Regions from separate parts of the Homo sapiens genome. Here regions 2, 3, 4 and 5 are each linked to region 1. Evidence: read pairs that join two places in POLR2A ChIA-PET (ENCODE). Cell type or tissue: MCF 10A. All regions are shown on one strand.

Region 1 (4,000 bases):
AAGACCAGCCTGGCCAACATGGTGAAATCCCGTCTCTACTAAAAATATAAAAAGTAGCCAGGCTTGTTGGCACATGCCTGTAGTCCCAGCTACAGGCCGAGGTAGGAGGATCGCTTGAACCTGGGAGGTGGAGGTTGCAATGAGCCGAGATCATGCCACTGCACTCTAGCCTGGGCAATCTTAGAGAACTCTATCTCAAAAAAGAAAAAAAAAAAAACACAAAAAGTATGATTGGTTTTAGTGCATTATTTAAATTATCAGTGAGTAGTATTTCATAACATACTACTGATTAAACCAGAATATGTGATATTACTGGTATAGGTCGGGGGAAACTAAATCTTCACCTTTCAGGCAATAGATAATGGCTGGAATAAACTGAGAAAGCAGTAAAAGCACATTCTTTAGAAATACTCTATCCATTTTGTGCATTGACCACAAGATTTAAAAAAAGAAAAATAAGTAAATACAAAGAGAAAGCAAAAAACAAAATCGAGAGTGATCGCCTGTGGGTGTTGGTAGGGAGCTGCTCTTTTTCATAAGCCTTTTAATACTCTGACTTTTAAAATTATGTACACGGATTAGTTTGATCAAAGTAACTACAGAGAGTGTAAGTGAAGGGCATTTAAGGATACACAAGTATAAATATTCGCAGATCAACCTCTGTATTTTTTAATATTTGCTGGGACTCTTTCTTTACTTTCCCTGTTACAGCCAGCGCCACATGGAATATCTTAGGTATGGCCTGAAGGAATAAACATTGGTTTGGTTTATTAGTTACCTGCAGCAGAATGTTTGGCTTTCAGAATTTGACTGAAGGACTCATTGTCAGACGATTTATTTTCTTTTTGATAATACTTATCTTGGTCTAATCTTAATATTCCCCACTGCTTTACTACTTGGTCCATTTGCAGCTATGCTTGATTAGTGCCCCAATTGTCAACTTTAGAACAAAGGAATAATAATCACTTGTGCCCCTCAAATGAGCTGCTGGGTTGTAATTATCCAAGAAAGGTGTCACTATAAATAATCTGTCCCAGTTCTGTTGTTTTCTGCTTTTGTTTAGCAAGTATGAAAACAGTGACCGAGCTAACCAGAACGGGGCTTTATTTTTATTTAGTTATCCACAGATCTAGGTTGTGTCCTATATTCATGGCTGGAGACGCTTCACTACACCGTTCATTGTACTACTGCCAGTTCCTCATCGTCTGATACAGTATCTCAGGGTTCTCACAGAATCTTTTACCTGCAAAATGCAGTTTGCATCAGTTTTATACTCTGCTTGCTCTAAGAAGCTGTGCACAGGGTGACTGTGAGAGAGACTTCTCTTTGACCTTCTGCGGGCACCATCTCCCTGCACTTTCTTTCCCAAACAAGATACTTGGCAGCTCAGATTCTGAAAAAGGGATTCCTTTCAAGTGTAGATTAGGACTTCAGCTCTGCTCCTTAGGTTAGTTAGAAATAATGTGGAGCTATTTCTGGAGTGCTGAGCCTTGGTCATTTATTTCATTCCTGGTGGGGACCCCAGAGTCTTGGGGATCTGCCGGGGAAAGGGAGCCTTATGCAAGAGCGTCATCCCCACCATTTCCACTGGTACACAGCTTGGAGCTGTGATCTTTCTCTGGTTACCTGAGCTTGCCGATCACAACATGGAAGTGCAGGGGGAAAGCCGCCGGTGCTTGTAGCAGTAAATGGATTGAAAAAGCAGTTCCTACATTTACTTTCTCCTGCTCTCCTGGGAGCAGATCATGGTTTAGTTTCGAGAAGAGTGCAGCAGCTCGAGACCAAAGAGTTTTGCTTTGCTTGCTCTTGACTGTGCAGTAGGGAAGCCAGCATTCTCAGAAGACCAGAAAGGATGGCGGTGGGGAAGGGAGGGAGACAGGCCTGTTTAACCGAGAAGAGACAGGTGCCATCCCCAGGGTGAGGCCTTCCTTTCAGTGGACCGTATTTGGTGCTGGAGAAGAGCCTGTGAGGAGTAAAGGAGGAAAGGCGGAGACTGAGTGGGACTCCAGCCGGTTCCTGCACGCAGTGCACACCCAGCGGGAAGGAAGAGGAAGTGTGTTCAGGAATAGCTCAGGCAGCTGTGCCATTGGCCGGCAGGCCTGTCAGTCGCCTGGGGGCCGAGGCTGAAAAGAGGAAGAAGTCGGCGGGGGGGGGCTGTTGCCTGGAAGGGAGGGAGGAGGGCTGAGCCAGGCCGAGCCAGGGGGCGTGGGGGCTGGGACAGCAGGCCGATTGGCAGGGCGGGGTTGCCTTCAATCCTGGCCACTGCTCTTAATCGTCCCTCTCCTGCTTCAGGGTGGCATTGTGTGTCCCAGAGTGCCGGAGCGAGTCCCAGAAGAGAGGCGAGGCTAAGCCCAGAGCGCTGGGTTGCTTCAGCAGGGAAGACTCCCTTCCCCCTGCTTCAGGCTGCTGAGCACTGAGCAGCGCTCAGAATGGAAGCCATCGCCAAATATGACTTCAAAGCTACTGCAGACGACGAGCTGAGCTTCAAAAGGGGGGACATCCTCAAGGTAAGTGCTGATGCCGAGCACAATGCTGAGATCGCTCTCCCTGTGCTCACCCACCTTCTTTCGCCCTGATTACACACAAAGAAGCTGTGTTTTTCATTGTACACTTTTAACATTTACCATCATATTTGTTCTGGAGAGCTTTAGATGCTGAGTAGAATATTAAATATGACTTAAGTGAGTTGGTGTGATGTGTGGTGTTTAACTGCCTTTGTGTGAATGCCTCATTTGTCTGTTGATACTGGTAATATTTCAAGTAAAGTCAAAGTAATGTGATTGTAGAAAGGAAGTATATGAGTAGATTGATTTGCCCTGTAGAGTTTTATTTTAAAAATAGCATTTTTTAAAAAGACCCAGACCTGAAGTATTTATGTAAAAGCATTCAGTTAGTCTTACTTTGTATAGCCAAAGGATTTTGCGTTCTGGAATATGATTTTGGTAGGTTAGAAATTAATTTTCCCAGTTTAGAGAGGTTGTTAGAAGTACATACCAAAACTCATTAAAGAACTTCAGTGTATTTTTATTCTTTGTGAAAAAACAAATGGAGTTCTAAATAATAAGGTGCAACCTGCTATTGTACAAGTCAGATTTCGACTTTCTTAAAAGAAACTTGAGGAGCAATTACCCCATATTAAACTCTAATTGCACGAAAAGAAACCTGCTGACAGTTTAAAAATCAGCTTCTATACCATGTGCAGCTTATTTTGAGCCCCACTATTTATGTGAGGATTCGCTCTCCCCCAGCACATGTTAATTATGTTGTTTACCCAATTGACTGTAGCAGTTTGCTCTTTTGGATGTGTAATTTATTTTAACGAGGATGAGTGTTATCAAAGAGTATGTTAACTTTAAAGGAGGAAAGGCTGAAGCTTCATGTTTGAGTGTTCCCTGTGTCTCAAGTTTTGACATTTTTCCTTCTGAGCCTTAGACTGATTGTTGGAATTTGCTACCTCATTTGTTTACTACCCCTGAATGAAATTCTTAGAATTTTATGAAGAGAAAGCAAGTGGAGATGTAGAAATATGGTTCTTTATAAAAGGACGTGCAGTCTTTTTACTTTTAAGTTATGTGGACTTATTGATAGTCTTTATTTTGCCCTCATTGCCCAAGGCGTAGAGTTCTACTCTGAAGTTAACTGCCCAGTAATTTCTTAATGTTAGAAATGTAGGTTGAGCCTCATAGAAGATGATGCTGCAGAGCCCTTTAAAGAGAAGAAAACTTTGTGTCTGTGTGTTCATTTCAAAGCTGTGTTTGTGACACCACACTTTTCGAGGGTATTCTCAAAGTCAACACTAAATTGTCAGAAAGCAGACGGAACCATTTTCTAGAAACTAGGTTTCTATTTTCTTGAACTAGAGAAAATATGCCCAGCTAGAGATCAGGGCAAAGTTAACTTAGACTACAAAATTCCTCAGTTTTCATTGGTGTATGGGAGAGGTAATTTGATGTTTCTGTAGGTGATTACTGTTTTCTGTAGATAACCCACTTGTGATGGT
Region 2 (4,000 bases), 62 kb before region 1:
AGGCATTACTTTGACTCTTTTGAACCTTACTAGTGCCATTGCTTTAAATTTTTTTATTTATTTGTATTCTTTTAGTTATGCCTCAGGATCTAACTTTTTTTTTAAACTACCTCTTCAGAATACCAAGATCAGCTCTTCTTTTGCCAAAAGTACTATAAAGAGATACCACAGTGCCATTTCTTCTCTCTTCAATGGCTCTCAATCTTTTTCTGCCTCCACGCTGTTCCTGTATGCAACGCGTTCCTGTTAATAACATCTCTAATGACACTGTAATGGTTCCCAAAAACCAAGGAAGAGGCATACCTTCCTCTTACTCTGCCTCTCGCTGCCCTGAGAATCACTAAAATAATTTACGCCCCCAATACAGACAGAGACTACAATGAATATTAATACAAGAAGTCTGCCAGAGAACTACCTGCTGGCTTCTTAAAATTACTGAATGCAAACCAGGTATGAAGACCCTAGTCATTGCCAGGAAGCATAGGAGGATCCTACTTTTAATGCCCATCGCTTTTAATGCCCAGAGCCACCCTGCAAGAGCTCAGGGGAGTCAGGGAACTTGATCTCCTCAGGTCACACCTAGGAAACAACTAGGTCTAGCGGATAAAGAACTCAAGCCCCTGGACTTTCGGATTCTAGTTTGGCTCTAGGTGACCCTGGCCTTGCCTCTCCGAACAATCTCCACATCTGCAAAATGAAAATGTTAAAACTGCCCCCTCCCTGCTTCCATCTTCCAAGATTACCTGCGGAATAACAACTATGTCACTAAAGCTGAGCGTCTTGGATAAATCATGAGAAAAAGATCCTTCTCTCCAATGCATACACCCACATAGCAGAAGGAAAACAGATTCCATAACGAGCTCCCTCCTTTTTTCCCTCAAGAGCCACCGAAAAACTCAGGAGAGAGGGTGGGATGTAGCAGCACGTGACCAAGGCAACGCCAAAGTTTAGCCCGCGGTGACACACCAATGAAAGAGCGGGGCTTTGCTTGCATCTGGCGCTGGGCAGCGGGCAGGGGCCGCATCGTGGCATGCTAGGAACCAGGAGACCTGGGCTCCAGGGGTGTGCGGTACAGGAACGAGGGCATTCCACAGGAGTCACTTTATCCGATGGCATGGATGGTGAGCTTCCGAGGAGCCTGAAAACGCTTCTGGAAAGGCGGAAAGAAAAAAAAGCCCGCTCCAAACTGCAAGATCAGGGATGGCTGCCAGGAGCCCCTCGGCCGGCTCCATCCAGCTGGGGACGGCCGCGCGAGGACCCCGGGCGGCTGCGGAGAGCGCGCGCAGGCGGGACAACGGTCTTTATTTAGGTCGGGGATGAGGACTCCCAGGGGCCTCGAAATAAATACTCAGGGCGTCGGCGTTGGGAGCCCTCTGGGCCAGGGCCTAGGCACGACAGACCTGGGGCAGGGATTCTTTGTTGGCGAGAGGCTTTATTTCTGGCGAGAGACCCCACAATGGACCAATCCAGGGCTGAGAGCAAGAGTCTGAAGACTCGGGGGAAGGCAATGGTCAAGAGCTGGAGACTAGAGCCAGTCCCTGGACTCCCCCTCAGGAGGCATCCCCTTAAGCCGTTCTCTGGGTGCAGACCCCAGACTCCCCTTTCCTTGGCCAAGAATCCAAAGGACGCGCAAGGCCGAGCCCCACGCCCCCTTGCTCCCCACTTTCGGGCCACGGGCCTTCTCGTACTTACCGGGGCCCCGGGGCTGGTCTTCCTCGCCCGCGTCCTCTCCCCTCCCAACCCCCTCCTCACTTCACGTCCCCTCCTCCGGGGGCCGCAGCCATGTCCGTTACTGGCAACTCTAAGGGGGCTTGCCTCCCTTCCGGGCAACAGAGGCGCCGGCCAGAGAGCTAAAGTTCAGGCCACCGATTGGTCAGGATTTGAGAATAGGGGGAATTCTGGCTTCTTATTGGCTACGCGGCGTGCTAGGCTGTAGCTGCAACCGCCCCTCTGGGAGCCTGGCGGAATTAGGTGCCGAGTGATGCGGCCGGGAGAGTGAAGAGCCACTGTCCTTTCCTGTGCGTAAAGCTCAGGCAGTTTCTAGTCCAGAAACCCTGACCAGAGGGCATGGCTTTACCTCCGATTCGTTTTCCTACAGAATTATTCTAAAAAGATAGACGGCGCGCCCCACCTTTTTTCCCTTTCTTTTTAAAATAAGCCCTTTGCAGAGCTCCCCGCCTCTCTTAAGTTCTTCTAAGCTCCCTCCTTGTTGCCTTGAACAAATGCCTAGAGGCTGCCCGCTCCGAGAGGCCTTGGAGGGACTCCCTCAGGACGAATATTGCGTCCAAACCAAATCTAGAAAATCTAAGGCAATACTGCAATTCCCCCCTCCCGCTTCCAGCTCGGCTGAAATCTAAAGGGAAAAACAAGTTAAATTTTTTTTCTAGGTAATTAGATAAATCGCCTGGGAGACCTCTCTTGGGAAAACAAAGCAAGCCTGTGTCAGTATTTACTTCTCTTTTCCCAGAGATCTAAGTCTGGAAGGCTTGTTTAAAAAAAACAAAAACAAAAAAACAAACAAAAACTTGTTTATATAATTGGGAAAGAGCTGAGGTTGGCCTTGTGAAGTAAGAGCCCCTTCCCACATTCATGAGTTTAATTACGTAATTAAAATCCCTTTCTCAGCTGGACAAGAAGATGGCATTTTAGTACCTAATCTTGTATGACCCAGTTTAGCTGTTGCCTAAAACGCCATAAGAATCATGTCACTAACCTGCACACAAAAACTGATAGTTCACCTTTGCAAATAGGTCCAAATCTTTCTGCCTGATGTTCAAAGTCCTTCATAAATTGACTCAGACATACGTTTCCAGGTCTAAGTCCCCACAGGCTAAACTATTCCTGCAGCCACATAGATTAACCACCATTCTTTAAACGTGACAGAGACCTTTCCACCTCTGCTCCTTCGTCACATGGTTGGTTCCCTACGCTTTGCTTTAAAGGTTCTTTTTTTCTTTTTTTTTTTGAGACGGAGTTTCGCTCTTGTCGCCTAGGCTGGAGGGCAATGGCTTGATCTCGGCTCACTGCAACCTTCACCTCCCGGGTTCAAGTGATTCTCTTGCCACGGCCTCCGGAGTAGCTGGGATTACAGGTGCCTGCCACCATACCCAGCTAATTTTTGTATTTTTAGTAGAGACAGGGTTTGAACATGTTGGCCAGGCTGGTCTCAAACTCCTGAGCTCAGGTGATCCACCTGCCTCGGCCTGCCAAAGTGCTGTGATTACAGGCGTGAGCCACCGCACCCAGCCTGACGGTTCTTTCTTATCAGTAAAGCCAGCATGCAAATAAATACTTAATCAACCTAAAGGCCCACCTCAAATGCTACCTTTCTTGACTTTTATTTTTTCTTGTATGTATGTACATATTTATTTATTTTTAGAGCAGGGTATCACTCTGTCACCCAGTCTGGCAAGTGCAGTGGTGCCATCATAGCTCACTGCAGCCTCGAACACCTGGGCTCAAGCAATCCTCCCACCTCAGCCTCCTGAGTAGCTAGGACTACAGGTGCGAACCACCACACCCAGCTAATTTTTTTATTTTTTATAGAGATGGGGTCTTGCTATGTTGCCCAGGTTAGTCTCAAACTCCTGGCCTCAAGCAATCCTCCTGCCTCAGCCTCCCAAAATGCTGGGATCGCAAGTGTGAGCCACCACTCCCAGCCTCTCCCTGGGTTTTAGTCATTGACTCTCTCTATATATAATGCTGGGCCTCCTTCTCTGTGTCTGCATTGCCACCTTTGCAAAAGTCTGCTTTATACAGCATTGCTCTTTTTGTAAGACCTCAAACTCCCTGCGGGCAGCTGGCTTATCTTAGCAGTTTCCACAGCACCTTACTTGCTGCCTTGTATCCATTAACATTTGTTGAATTGAGCTAGCAGGCTACCTATATATTACATCTTTCCACTTGACCCCTTAAGATCTAGTTGGCTGCCTTTGGAAGATTAACAAATGTAGCACAGTCACTTCACTTTGAACCTCTCAGCCCCCTCTGGCCACACTGG
Region 3 (4,000 bases), 100 kb after region 1:
AAATGAAAGGAAATGAAAGAAAACAAATTTCAAGTAAAAAAAAAGTAAAGTGGAGAAAAACAATAGATTTTTAAAAGGACTTCCAGTTGCAATGTTCAGTTCAGATCTCAACTCTTTTTCTTTTCTTTGAGACGGAGTCTCACTCTGTTGCCCAGGCTGGAGTGCAGTGGCACGATCTCGGCTCACTGTAACCTCTCCCTCCCAGGTTCAAGTGATCCTCCTGCCTCAGCCTCCCAAGTAGCTGGAATTACAAGCGCCTACCACCATGCCTGGCTAATTTTTGTATTTTTAGTAGAGACGCGGTTTCACATGTTGGTCAGGCTGGTCTTGAACTCCTGACCTCAAGCAATCCACCCACCTCAGCCTCCCAGTGCTGGGATTACAGGTGTGAGCCACTGCACCCAACCAAGATCTCAATTCAGACAAACATTTTTGTTTGTTTTCTGAGCTCTGTCACTTAGAAAAGCAAACTTGTGGCTGGGTATGGTGGCTGACGCTTGTAATCCCAGCACTTTGGGAGGCCGAGGCGGGCAGATCACGAGGTCAGGAGATCGAGACCACGGTGAAACCCCATCTCTACTAAAAATACAAAAAATTAGCCGGGCGTGGTGGCGGGCGCCTGTAGTCCCAGCTACTTGGAGAGGCTGAGGCAGGAGAATGGCGTGAACCCGGGAGGCGGAGCTTGCAGTGAGCCAAGATCGCGCCACTGCACTCCAGCCTGGGGGACAGAGCTAGACTCCGTCTCAAAAAAAAAAGAAAGAAAAGCAAACAACTTGTTTTAAGAAGGACATTTCAGCCAGGCACGGTGGCTCACACCTGTAATCCCAGAACCTTGGGAGGCCGAGCTGGGTGGATCACTTGAGGTCAGGAGTTCAAAACTAGCCTGGCCAACATGGTGAAACCCCGTTTCTACTAAAACTACAAAAATTAGCTGGGTATGGTGGTGCAGGCCTGTAGTCCCAGCTACTCAGGAGGCTGAAGCAGGAGAATCACCTGAACCCGGGAGGTGGAGGTTGCACCGAGCCGAGATCGTGCCACTGCATTCCAGCCTGGGTGACAGAGTGAGACTCTTGTCTCAAAAAAAAAAAAAAAGTTTGAGACCAGACTGACCAACATGGCAAAACCCCATCTCTACTAAAGATACAAAAAATTAGCTGGGCATAGTGGTGCACGCGTGTAATCCCAGCTACTCGGGAGGCTGAGGCAGGAGAATCGTGTGAACCCCAGAGGCAAAGGTTGCAGTGAGCTGAAATAGCACCATTGCACTCCAGCCTGGGCGACAAGAGCAAAACTGTCTCAAAAAAAAAAAAAAAAAAAAAAAAAAAAAAAAAAAAAAAAAAAGAAGAACATTTCTTTCTTTCAGAAAAGTGTAAACACTAATTCATATTTGATATTAAAAGTTTTTTTGGGGGGTCGGAGTGACAGTTTTGTGTGTGTGTGAAGCATAATGTATACGTATTAAAAAGGGAATGCTTGTCCTTTAAAGACACATACTGAAATATTTACTGGTGAAAACACGTGATGGTATTTACTTCAGAATAACGCTGGGCAGCGCGTGCGAGGTAGGTGCAGAAATAGAGGAAACAAGATTGCCCCATGAGTCGCGTAACTGCTGAGGTCGGAGAGCGACTCTACGCGGCTTCATCGGGTTATTCCACTTCTGTGTATCTTGAAATTTTCTACAATAAAAATGTCTTAAAATTGTGCGTCAAAATGATAACACGAATATAAAAATGCAATTAAAAAGTCAGGAGGCAATACTGTCGCGCAAAACCGTGACGCTAGTTGTGTGCGGGCGGTAGGATGAGTCATTTCCTCCTTCCTTTCTATATTTTCTGTCTATATACTTTTAATATTACTTTTATAATGAGAAATACTAAAACTCGGGGTGAGAGGGGGGGACACTCGTGTTTTTGCCTTCCCCGTCCCCGAGGGGACTGTTCTCATCTATTCTCTTCCCGACGTCCTCCAGCTTTTTGCTAGGCTTCCTGCCATCTTTACCAAGTTGAGATTATCCGGGTTCTGGCATTAACAGAGTTTGAGGAAAGCGGGTCAAGTCTACCGCGCCCTAACCTTGGACCCCGCCTGCAGGCTGACTTTCGAGTCACACGCCAGAGCACGGCGACCCCTAAGGTCGCAGCCCGGCTTCGCAAGGCACCTCCTTCTAACGCGTCGGTCGAACTCGCGCGCCCGCGAGCAGCCGGACTACATCTCCCAGGAAGCTGTGCGCCGTCCAGCTGTCCTGCCCTTGGTCGCGAAGGACTACATTACCCGGTGATATCTTGCGGGAGGCGGTTGCCAGACCTCAAGCGCACAACCATTGGTCCAGCGTCTGGCGGGGAGCTGCACGGTGATTGGCCCAGGAGCCCGCCAGTTTCGTCCGAGCTCAGTAGAGTTTTGCTGTTAAGACTGCGCGAGGAGCTAGAGAGAGCGGAGAGCGCTGAGCCGGGCCGCACCCGCCGAGCCGTGTGAGTAACCTCTACCTCCGTCCTTCTCGCCGCCCTCTCGGGGACCAGCACCCTCGCTCCTCAGGGTGGTCGGGAGGGAGCACACGCACCCGGGCGCTCACGAGAGGGCGGGGACTGTGTACACACGTGTCACACCAGACCAGAGAAGCATCTCCAGGGACACCGGCGGCCGAGCCCCGCGCACGCCCTTGAGCACCTGAGCTCCAGGGCGTCCCCTCGGACTCAAGGAGAAAAAACACACCCCGAGGCACACGTGGACACCTAGGTACCCACACGGGGACCTCTGCAGATTTGCTCAGCTGAGCCCTTGGGCACATGGGCACCCGAACACCAGGAAGAGCCTGGTATGCTCCGGTCTCCTGACAGCGATCCAGGACACCTGCCACTCGGGCTTGCTCCTCCTTTCTGCCCAGATGGGCGGGAAACACGCTGCTCAGTGTGACCTGAGCGGTCCCTGGGTAACCCCTGGAGAGGTTTTGCCTCTCAGTCGCTTGCCGCGTGTTTAAACTTCCTCATGGGCGCCTGGGGAGGAGTTCCAGGGTGGGTGAGAGGAGAAAAGGAATTGATGTCTGGGGTGGAGGCTGCCATCCTGTAGGTAGTATCTCCCCTCCTCCCCCACCCCCACCCCCACTACTACAAGTATTCAAGAACTAGGGTAATTCTGAAGGCTAGTTTTAGGGATTTTTTTTTTTTTTTTTTGCCATAACAAATTCAAACAGTATAGAATTATCGACAGGTCTACCTTCCTTTTTCCCTTCTCAGCCCTTCTCCCTGTGATCAGTTACCAACTACCTGTTGATGTGTGTGGTTACAGACTTCTTTCTATGCTTTGTACAACTCTACAGACCGTATGTAGGTATTACTGTTTTTGTTTTTTGTTTTTACAAAAAAGGAAAAAAGTACATCTCCTGGAAGGGATGCTTTTTAGCTGAGCTCTGGTGGATGAGAGGAGCTAGCCTTGAAAAAGTGAGTAGGGGCTGAGAGTGGGGCTGTATTTCAGACGTAGGGAACTGGAGGAGTAGAGGCAAGGCAATTGATAGGAGTGCTCCCCGAGTTTTCCAGGAACTGGGCAGAAGCAGTCAGACCACTCTGGTTAAATGAGGGAAGGGGAAGAGTGGTCCAGAGTGAGGCTGAAGAGGTCAGTAGGTCTGAGTCAGGGGAGCCCAGGAGCGTCATTTTCTTTTTTGTTTTGTTTTGTTTTTTTGTTTTTGAGACGGAGTCTCACTCTGTAGCCCAGGCTGGAGTGCAATGGCGTGATTTCAGCTCACTGCAACCTCTGCCTCCCAGGCTCACGTGATTCTCCCTCCTCAGCCTCCCAAGTAACTGGGATTACAGGCGCCCACCACGACACCCAGATAATTTTTGTATTTTTATTAGAGACAGGGTTTCACCATGTTGGCCAGACTGGTCTTGAACTCCTGACCTCAGGCGATCCACCCGCCTCGGCCTCCCAAAGTGCTGGGATTACAGGCGTGAGCCACGGTGCCTGGCCAGGAGCATCATTTGCTAGCGTAGCATGGCCCCACTGTGCC
Region 4 (4,000 bases), 67 kb after region 1:
CACCTGCCACCACGCCTGGCTAATTTTTTGTATTTTTAGTAAAGACAGGGTTTCACCGTGTTAGCCAGGTTGGTCTCGATCTCCTGACTTTGTGACCCGCCCGCCTCGGCCTCCCAAAGTGCTGGGATTACAGGCGTGAGCCACCACACCCGGCCTATTTAATTTTTTTGAGATGGAGTTTCACTCTTGTTGCCCAGGCTGGAGTGCAATGGCACGATCTCGGCTCACCGCAACCTCTGCCTCCCGGAGATTCAAGCGATTCTCCTGCCTCAGCCTCCCGAGTAGCTGGGATTACAGGCATGCGCCACCGCGCCTTGCTAATTTTGTATTTTTAGTAGAGATGGAGTTTCTCCATGTTGGCCAGGCTGGTCTCGAACTCCTGACCTCAGATGATCCGCCCACCTCGGCCTCCCAAAGTGCTGCGATTACAGGCATTGAGCCACCGCACCCAGCCTCCTTTTTTATTTTATTTATTTATATATTTTTTTGAGACAGAGTCTCACTCTTTCGCCCAGGCTGGAGTGCGGTGGCACAGTCTCGGCTCACTACAACCTCTGCCTCCCAGGTTCAAGTGATTCTCCTGCCTCAGCCTCCCGAGTAGCTGGGATTACAGGTGCCCACCACTGTGCCCATCTAATTTTTGTATTTTTGGTAGAGAGTGGGTTTCACCACGTTGGCCAGGCTGGTCTCAAACTCCTGACCTCAAGTGATTCACCCCACCTCAGCCTCCCAAAGTGCTGCAATTACAGGCATGAGGTACCGGGCCCAGCCTGTCCTTTTATATTTAGAGAGCATTCTATTCTAGTGATATGTGATTTCTCTTGTGTGGCCTGATTTCCAGGCACTGCAGGCCCTAGCCTTGAGTTATTTGTAGAAGCAGGAGGATCTATTGTCCCAGCTCCTCAGCATCCTGGCAGTAGAGTATGCAAAATGAGAAAGACTCCAAGCAGGTAGATGTCAGACTATTCAGAGTTACTAAGAGTCCCTAGAGGCTGACACACACACACAAGGACAAAGTTACTAAGGGCAGCTTCTAAGTGTATCCTTCCTAGCAGATCACATCTTTCTGTTTGAATTTGAGTATAGTATATTATTTTAGGTACATCTTCCAATATGGTTGCTTATAAGTAAGATATGTAAATTAGCCGGGCGTGGTGGCTCGCGACTTTAATCCCAGCACTTTGGGAGGCTGAGGCGGGCAGATCTCGAGGTCGGGAGTTCAAGACCAGCCTGGCCAATATGGTGAAACCCCGTCTCTATTAAAAATACAAAAATTAGCTGGGCGTGGTGGTGGCCGCCTGTAATCCCAGCTACTAGGGAAGCTGAGGCAGGAGAATTGCTTGAACCCAGGAGGCGAAGGTTGCAGTGAGCCGAGATCGTGCCACTGCACTCCAGCCTTGATGACAGAGTGAGACTCTATCTAAAAAAAAAAGGGCCGGGCGTAGTGGCTCATGCCTGTAATCCCAGCACTTTGGGAGGCCAAGGCAGGCGGATCAACAAGGTCAGGAGATCGAGACCATCCTGGCTAACACGGTGAAACCCCATCTTTACTAAAAATACAAAATATTAGCCGGGCATGGTGGCGGGCGCCTATGTATAGTCCCAGCTGCTCAGCTACTTGGGAGGCTGAGGCAGGAGAATGGCGTGAACCCGGGAGGCAGAGCTTGCAGTGAGCGAGATCGTGCCACTGCACTCCAGCCTGGGTGACAGAGCTAGACTCCTCAAAAAAAAAAAAAAAGAAAAGATATGTAAGTTAGATTTACAACTTTAATGGACTATTTGGTCCATTAAAAGGACTTTTGATATTATAATTAGCATATTAAATGAATGCCAGTTTCCATGTTTATAGGTCTTTATTTGCTATAACTTTTGCTTTTAAAAATGATAACTAAAGACAATTTTGAGAAGAGAACATGGTTTTCACAGTTTCTTCTTCCTAATTATAGTTTTCATTTGAAATAGTGAGGCAGCTTGACTTGAAGCTCTTGTAGAAGTGTTCCTCTCCTCTTCCTCTTGATAAGCCACAGCCAGTTGCTTCACAGTTTTTCATGAATTTAGCCACTTTTTCTTCTGGCCAAGGTGAATCAGCAATTGGGAGCAGAAGAGTCTGCAACTTGCCTCAAAAATCTGAATTTTGCAGCTAGCTGCTGAGCATATGGTAAATTACAATATTCCTGGTGGCTTCTGAAAGCTGAACTCTGAGCAGTGGCCCCAGAGGCAGGCCTTGAGAGGAATGCTGACCTTAGTTACTGGTAGAGGCACCCTCATACTATCTGAACCTTTTGCCTTTGGGCTGTTAGCAAAAGTAACCCTGCCTCCAGCTCCTGGCCGTCCAGGTTTCCTCCCCACTTTCCCTTAGTCCCACTGTGGTGAAGCTGTGATCTTATCACATGGCTGCAGGAAGGGGCCAGTCTCTCCTTGGCAGTTCATCCCGTACACCAAGCCCAAAGGCCTGAGCTTTTCCCCAGGCGCCTTTGTCATGAGTCAGTAGGGAGTCCAGTGGGCTTTGGCCTGGGGGGCCCATTTTCAAATGTCTCCCTCTATAGAAAGAGTGACCCACGGTTAGTGCCTTGGTGAGTCGCTTTCTGGGAAATGGAGTAGGCTAAAGACCTTTGAAGGTCCATCTCTGGGGACCCAACCCAGTGTCGATCTTGGGCACTGTGAGGCTGGAGGATGAGGAGGGAGGCCCCTTCCTCTGGCAAGGAGTGTTGTGTTACTCACATTTTGAAGGCTGGATATCCCGTTTCTTTGTGGGGAAGCAGATGTTGACCAGCTTGCCTTCCTTCCTTAGGTGGTTTTTTGGCAAAATCCCCAGAGCCAAGGCAGAAGAAATGCTTAGCAAACAGCGGCACGATGGGGCCTTTCTTATCCGAGAGAGTGAGAGCGCTCCTGGGGACTTCTCCCTCTCTGTCAAGTAAGTATTTCCTGCTGCAGTTGCCTGGAATCCTGTCTCTGACTGATCCAAATTGTGAAGCCGTTGGTCAGGTGCCTGGCTACACACAAAATGGTGGAGGCTTAGCCTAAACAGTTTCTTCATTTCACATTAAAATCCTAATTTCTGGCTCCTCTCAAAATGAGTTCTAGAAGCACTGGATGTAGATTCCCATGTGGACACAGCCTTCAGGAGGTGAGCAGCAGCTCCCTGCAGCCAGCTGGAGCCTGCCAGTTTTCCCTAGTGCCCAGCACTCCTGAGCTTCTGCCCTCCAAGGGATTCCCGCAGCTCTCTCTAATGGGATAGTGGAGCGCCTGTCGGCTGCCTTGGCTTGCCTTGCTCAGGTCCACTGACTTAAATCAACCAGCCCCATCCTAGGCCCTCACAGTCACTTAAGAAGGCTGCTGCAGGGGATGTGGGGCTTGCATTTCCCCGGTGGAAAGTTCAGGTGTGAAAGGGAGCGGGTAAGCAGGGAATGGAGAAGACAGGAAGTTCTGCCGCCATGGAGAGTGTGGAGAATAGAAACCAGCACTTGAAGATTCTAAACAATTCACACCTCAGCTGTGAAGTCGGGATTTTGAATTAAATTGTTATTTCCATGTTTTTTACTTTCAGTTATTTTCTAGTTAATGTATTATCATAGGACCCTCCCCAGGAGTCCGGCAGATCACTTCATCAGTTATATATAAAGAAGTAATTAGATTCAACACTCAGATCACTACTTAGTTTAGATTACATTAAGATTGTTTTGTTTTTGAATGGGGGATAGAAAACCATTTTCCTTTTATTTTATTTACTTATTTTTGAGACAGAGTCTCGCTCTGTCCCCCAGGCTGGAGTCCAATGGCATGCCTCAGCTCACTGCAACCTCCACCTCCCAGGTTCAAGCAGTTCTCCCTGCCCCACCCTCCGAGTACCTGGGATTACAGGTGCCTGACACCACGCCCGGCTTATTTTTGTATTTTTAGTAGAGATGGGGTTTTGCCATATTGGCCAGGCTGGTCTTGAACTCCTGACCTCAGGTGATCCACCCACCTCGACCTCCCAAAGTGCTGGGATTACAGGCTG
Region 5 (4,000 bases), 120 kb after region 1:
CCTTGGAAAGAGGCACCCACTGGGAGCCGGCGCTGGCCCTGGCCCTGGCGTGTGGGTCCTGGGCTCCTCCTCGCACCATCCTTCCCTGCCTCTGGTCTGGGATTTTGGGGTCTGTCTGGGCCCTGAATGCTGGGGCTTCCTGGCTCTGGGCTGCTGGTTCCCAAGGTCCAGGCTGCGGCGGGGGCCACGAGGATGCAGCTGCCTGAATGCATTTTTTATGAAATTCCGTTAAAGTTTCTTCTCTTCATCTTTCCTGCCCATTGGTTTCTTTTGCTGCAGCTGAGCGTTCTCTTCCTCCTCCGTTTTCGGTGACCACTTTGGCGGTTCTTTTAAAAGGAGGCGAGAACGCGGGCAGCGCCGGCAGCGCTCCTCCCGGTCGCGCGGCAGGAGCGGCGGCAGTTCTTCCCCCACTTCTAGGTGCCCTCCTGTCACCCAGGGCAGACGCCGGGCGGTGGGGTCCGCGCCACTTCAGGGGCATTCGCAACAACCGACGGCCGCGAGTTGCCAATGGGGCCCCTTTCTCGGGGCTGCCCCTATGACCTGAAACTCGCTTCGCCCATGTCCTCCTTGGAGCGGGAGAGGGTTGTGGCTGGCCCCGGCCCTGCAGCCCCTGCCTTCTCTACCTGGGTTGGGGGAGCGGGGAAAGTGGTGCGACCAGGGCTGATGCTGTTCCTCCTGCCACCAGGTCCCCACCACGCGCTCTGCAGGCTCTTCCCACGCCGCGCAGCCCAGCGGTGTCTCCCGGCCCAGTGCACCTGAGCTCCGGGGAGGGCTGGGTGCGGGGCCACGCGCAAGATCGAGGTGCCGGCGGGTCCGGCGTGGGCCCGGACACGGCCCAGGCGCACCGGGTGAAGGGGTGACGAGCCAAGCGAGTTCCGCTTGCGGCTGGGTGGCAGCGTCGCAGGGTCCCACGCAGGCGGCGCGGCTTCCGGGGCGGCCTGGAGGCCAGGGCAGTGCCCCGGGGGCCCGGCAGGTGGCGCGGGCGAGCCGACCCTTCCCCGGCGCCGCGCGAGGAGATGAGCTCACGGCGGGCCCCGCAGCGCCGGACGCTGGTTGCGCGCTCCCAGGCGCCGAGCGGCCCCGGGCACGCGCGCGCGCCACCGGCCCGGCAGGTGGGTCCCGGCTCCCACGCCGCCTCTCCCGCCCGCGGGACCCTGGGCCGTGGGCTCCGCAGCCCGCCCTGTGCCTCCGGGAGGGGCGTTCCGGGCGCGGGGGGAACGGCCGAGGGCTGGAGACCCTAAAGGCGCCTCCTACGGCCAGAGGGGAGCCTCCGGCGGGAGCCACCTCTCCGGGGCGCATCATCCTGCCCCCCAGTAAGAGGAAGGCTCCAGAATGGAGCTCAGGAATTAGGAGTCTCGAGTGCGTAGGGCCGGGTTACTGCCACTCGGGAGCCGATCCGACCAGCCTGTCCCAGGGAGAAGCTGGCACGGGTCTGGGGAGTTCAGGCTGCTCCCGGCAGGGGCGGCGGACAGGGCGCCTGCGTCCCCACCCACGCAGGCCGGCCCCATCCGGGGGATGCAGCGGCGGGTGTTGAGACCGAAGGACTCGGCGAAAGCCAGAAAGAGAGGGTTGGGGAGAGGGGCTCGGAGACCTGCTGGGGACAGAGTCGCACCGCTTGGAGTTCCCAGCCTGGCCCTCACCCGGCATCTTCCTGGGCCAGCAACGTCAGGCCGGTTTATTTAAGCAACTGTAACGTCCGCCCGCACACACCCTGCCCCAGTCTACTCCTGCCTCCTGCTGGGACTGGAGGGTGGGCGCTTTCCTGCTTCAGCTTCTCGCTCTTGTGTAATCCCACAAGCGAGGGATTTCTAAACTGAGCAGCAGGTGCCTGGCTGATGCCCAGTCCCCACCAGAAGCCAAGCCTGGTGGGCCTTCAGCCAACCACCGCACGCCACGGACCGCCCAGGAGTCCCTGTCCCGAGCGCGCCGTCAGCCCCGTCCAGGGCCTGCAGGACGGAACCCGCCCTGCGCTCCACACCTGAGGCCGCTCCCTTCGCCTCTTCTCCTCAGGTGCTGTCCTTATTCCCAGCCCAGTCAAGAGCTACCGGGGCTGGCTAGTCATGGGGGAGCCCAGTAGAGAGGAGTATAAAATCCAGTCCTTTGATGCAGAGACCCAGCAGCTGCTGAAGACAGCACTCAAAGGTGAGCACGGGACCCCTCCTGAGCTGGGGTCAGGAGCTACAGAGAAGGGCCCCTGTGGGCAGCACCAGAGGCTGAGCCTGGTGAATGCCTCCACCCCTCCCCTCATTCTCTGACGATAGGAGTCGGCAACGTAATTCTTGAACTGGAAGACAAGCTACATTGAGGCCATTATTTTGGAGTATGAATCACAGTCACCTCTCAGACTGTAAAGACTGTTTTAAAAGTTTAACCATAGGGCTAGGCGCAGTGGCTCATGTCTGTAGTTCCAGCACTTTGGAAAGCCAAGGTGGGCAGATTGCTTGAGTCCAGGAGTTCAAGACCAGTCCCGGAAACATGGTGTAAACCCCATCTCTACAAAAAAAAAAAAAAAAAGAAAGAAAAGAAAAATTAGCCGGGCATAGTGGCAGGCACCTGTGGTCCCAGCTACTTAAGATGCTGAGGTGGGAGGATTGATTGAGCCTGGGAGGGTGAGGGTGCCATGAGCCATGATCCTGCCACTGCACTCCAGCCTGGCTACAGAGCGAGACCCTGTCTCAAAAAAAAAAAAAAAAAAAAAAAAAAAAAAGTTTAACCATAAAAAAAAGAACACGGCTCCTGCCCTTGAAGCGCTTACATTTGAATTGCTGGTTTCTGTGCTGCCATAGCCCCGTCTCTTGAATGCACAGTTGCCTGCTTTGAGACAGAAGATGGAGAATATTCCGTTTGCCAGAGGAGCTATAGTAATTGCTCTCGCCTGATGCCTTCCCGCTGTAACACGCAGTACAGAGGTTTGTCTTCAACTAATAATTAGCAACACCCATCATGTGTCAAGCCGAGCCTGTTGGGAGGCCCTATGTGGCCCTCTCTTGTTGGGGGTTTGCATGTGTGTAGTATAAGAACACTTTTTCTTGTGAAATTGCTGTTGGAGGCATGTCCTGGTCAGTATTCCTTCCTCAACCTAGTGCCAGGAAAAGATGTGTTTCCTGAGAAACTACATTCTTACTTTGATTGGTCCCTACTAGCCACATAACCCTCCCCATTTTCTCTGACTGGGCAACCAGAAGACAAGACAGCTAAAGCTGTTTGTATGGTTACTGTCCTCTGTACGGTTTCTTTTCCCTTTTTTTTTTTTGAGACAGTTTCGCTCTTCTTGCCCAAGCTGGAGTGCAATGGCACGATCTTGGCTCACTGCAACCTCCGCCTCCCAGGTTCAAGCAATTTTCCTGCCTCAGCCTCCCAAGTAGCTGGGGTTACAGGGGCCCGCCACCGTGCCCAGCTTATTTTTTGTATTTTTGTAGAGACGGGGTTTCATCATGTTGGCCAGGCTGGTCTTGACCTCCTGATCCTGACCTCAGGTGATCCACCCGCCTCAGCCTCTCAAAGTGCTGGGATTACAGGCATGAGCCACCACACCAGGCCCTCTGTATGATTTCTTTTATTTTTTTCTTTTTTTTTTTTTTTTTGAGACGGAGTCTTGCTTTGTCGCCCAGGCTGGAGTGCAATAGCATGATCTCGGCTCACTGCAACCTCCGCCTCCCAGGTCCAAGCGATTCTCCTGCCCTAGCCTCCCAAGTAGCTTGGATGACATGAGATGACGCACGAGCCACCACACCTGGCTAATTTTTGTATTTTTGGTAGAGATGGGGTTTCACCATGTTAGCCAGGCTGGTCTCAAACTCCTGACCCCAGGTGATCCAACCACCTCGGTCTCCCAAAGCGTTGGGATTACAGGCATGAGCCACTGCGCCCGGCCATGATTTCTTATAAGTACCATGCGCTAACCAATTGCACCACTGGAGCCACTGTCCTCTGTATGATTTCTGATCTCTTTCACTTCAAGCATATGAGTGCTCTACTGTAAATATCTCAAATTCTTAGA

What was found. ChIA-PET counts read pairs that join two places held together with the same protein. Peaks named below come from ENCODE experiments on the same cell type or tissue, not always from the same donor. Only the 100,000 strongest peaks of a DNase experiment are listed, where the experiment ranks them.
Region 2: POLR2A ChIA-PET joins it to region 1 with 14 read pairs; 17 of 35 experiments call an interaction of 5 or more read pairs at or near these places.
Region 3: POLR2A ChIA-PET joins it to region 1 with 42 read pairs; 31 of 35 experiments call an interaction of 5 or more read pairs at or near these places.
Region 4: POLR2A ChIA-PET joins it to region 1 with 11 read pairs; 32 of 35 experiments call an interaction of 5 or more read pairs at or near these places.
Region 5: POLR2A ChIA-PET joins it to region 1 with 23 read pairs; 32 of 35 experiments call an interaction of 5 or more read pairs at or near these places.

The regions. Positions count from the first base shown.
Region 1 is chr17:75,392,058-75,396,057 of GRCh38, reverse strand. GRB2 (growth factor receptor bound protein 2) reads left to right here. Exons shown (of 6, transcript NM_002086.5): 2 at 2,293-2,507. The coding sequence starts at 2,430. It overlaps LOC124904060 (a long non-coding RNA gene), which reads right to left and starts at 1,995. Exons shown (of 2, transcript XR_007065909.1): 1 at 1,627-1,995; 2 at 646-1,243. RefSeq lists enhancers at 1,124-2,032, 1,975-2,074. In MCF 10A, no CTCF peak of the experiment used is centred here; a DNase peak (open chromatin) is centred at 2,087.
Region 2 is chr17:75,454,444-75,458,443 of GRCh38, reverse strand. It overlaps TMEM94 (transmembrane protein 94), which reads right to left and starts at 1,809. Exons shown (of 32, transcript NM_014738.6): 1 at 1,693-1,809. RefSeq lists a silencer at 1,753-1,912 and an enhancer at 2,063-2,112. In MCF 10A, no CTCF peak of the experiment used is centred here; a DNase peak (open chromatin) is centred at 1,893.
Region 3 is chr17:75,287,822-75,291,821 of GRCh38, reverse strand. It overlaps SLC25A19 (solute carrier family 25 member 19), which reads left to right and starts at 2,389. Exons shown (of 8, transcript NM_001126121.2): 1 at 2,389-2,468; 2 at 3,231-3,320. RefSeq lists enhancers at 1,881-1,930, 1,971-2,020, 2,111-2,310, 2,743-3,244. In MCF 10A, no CTCF peak of the experiment used is centred here; a DNase peak (open chromatin) is centred at 2,251.
Region 4 is chr17:75,324,812-75,328,811 of GRCh38, reverse strand. It overlaps GRB2 (growth factor receptor bound protein 2), which reads left to right. Exons shown (of 6, transcript NM_002086.5): 4 at 2,792-2,914. Among named protein-coding and RNA genes, the nearest start is that of SLC25A19, 37 kb to the right of the region's middle. RefSeq lists an enhancer at 1,433-1,933. In MCF 10A, no CTCF peak of the experiment used is centred here; no DNase peak of the experiment used is centred here.
Region 5 is chr17:75,268,256-75,272,255 of GRCh38, reverse strand. MIF4GD (MIF4G domain containing) reads left to right here and starts at 1,025. Exons shown (of 6, transcript NM_001370592.1): 1 at 1,025-1,112; 2 at 2,011-2,142. The coding sequence starts at 2,061. MIF4GD-DT (MIF4GD divergent transcript) reads right to left here and starts at 957. Exons shown (of 1, transcript NR_036520.1): 1 at 1-957. RefSeq lists an enhancer at 1-110 and silencers at 619-1,278, 1,389-1,458. In MCF 10A, CTCF peaks have their summits at 709, 916 and 1,741 (motif pointing left); DNase peaks (open chromatin) are centred at 1,005, 1,465 and 1,715.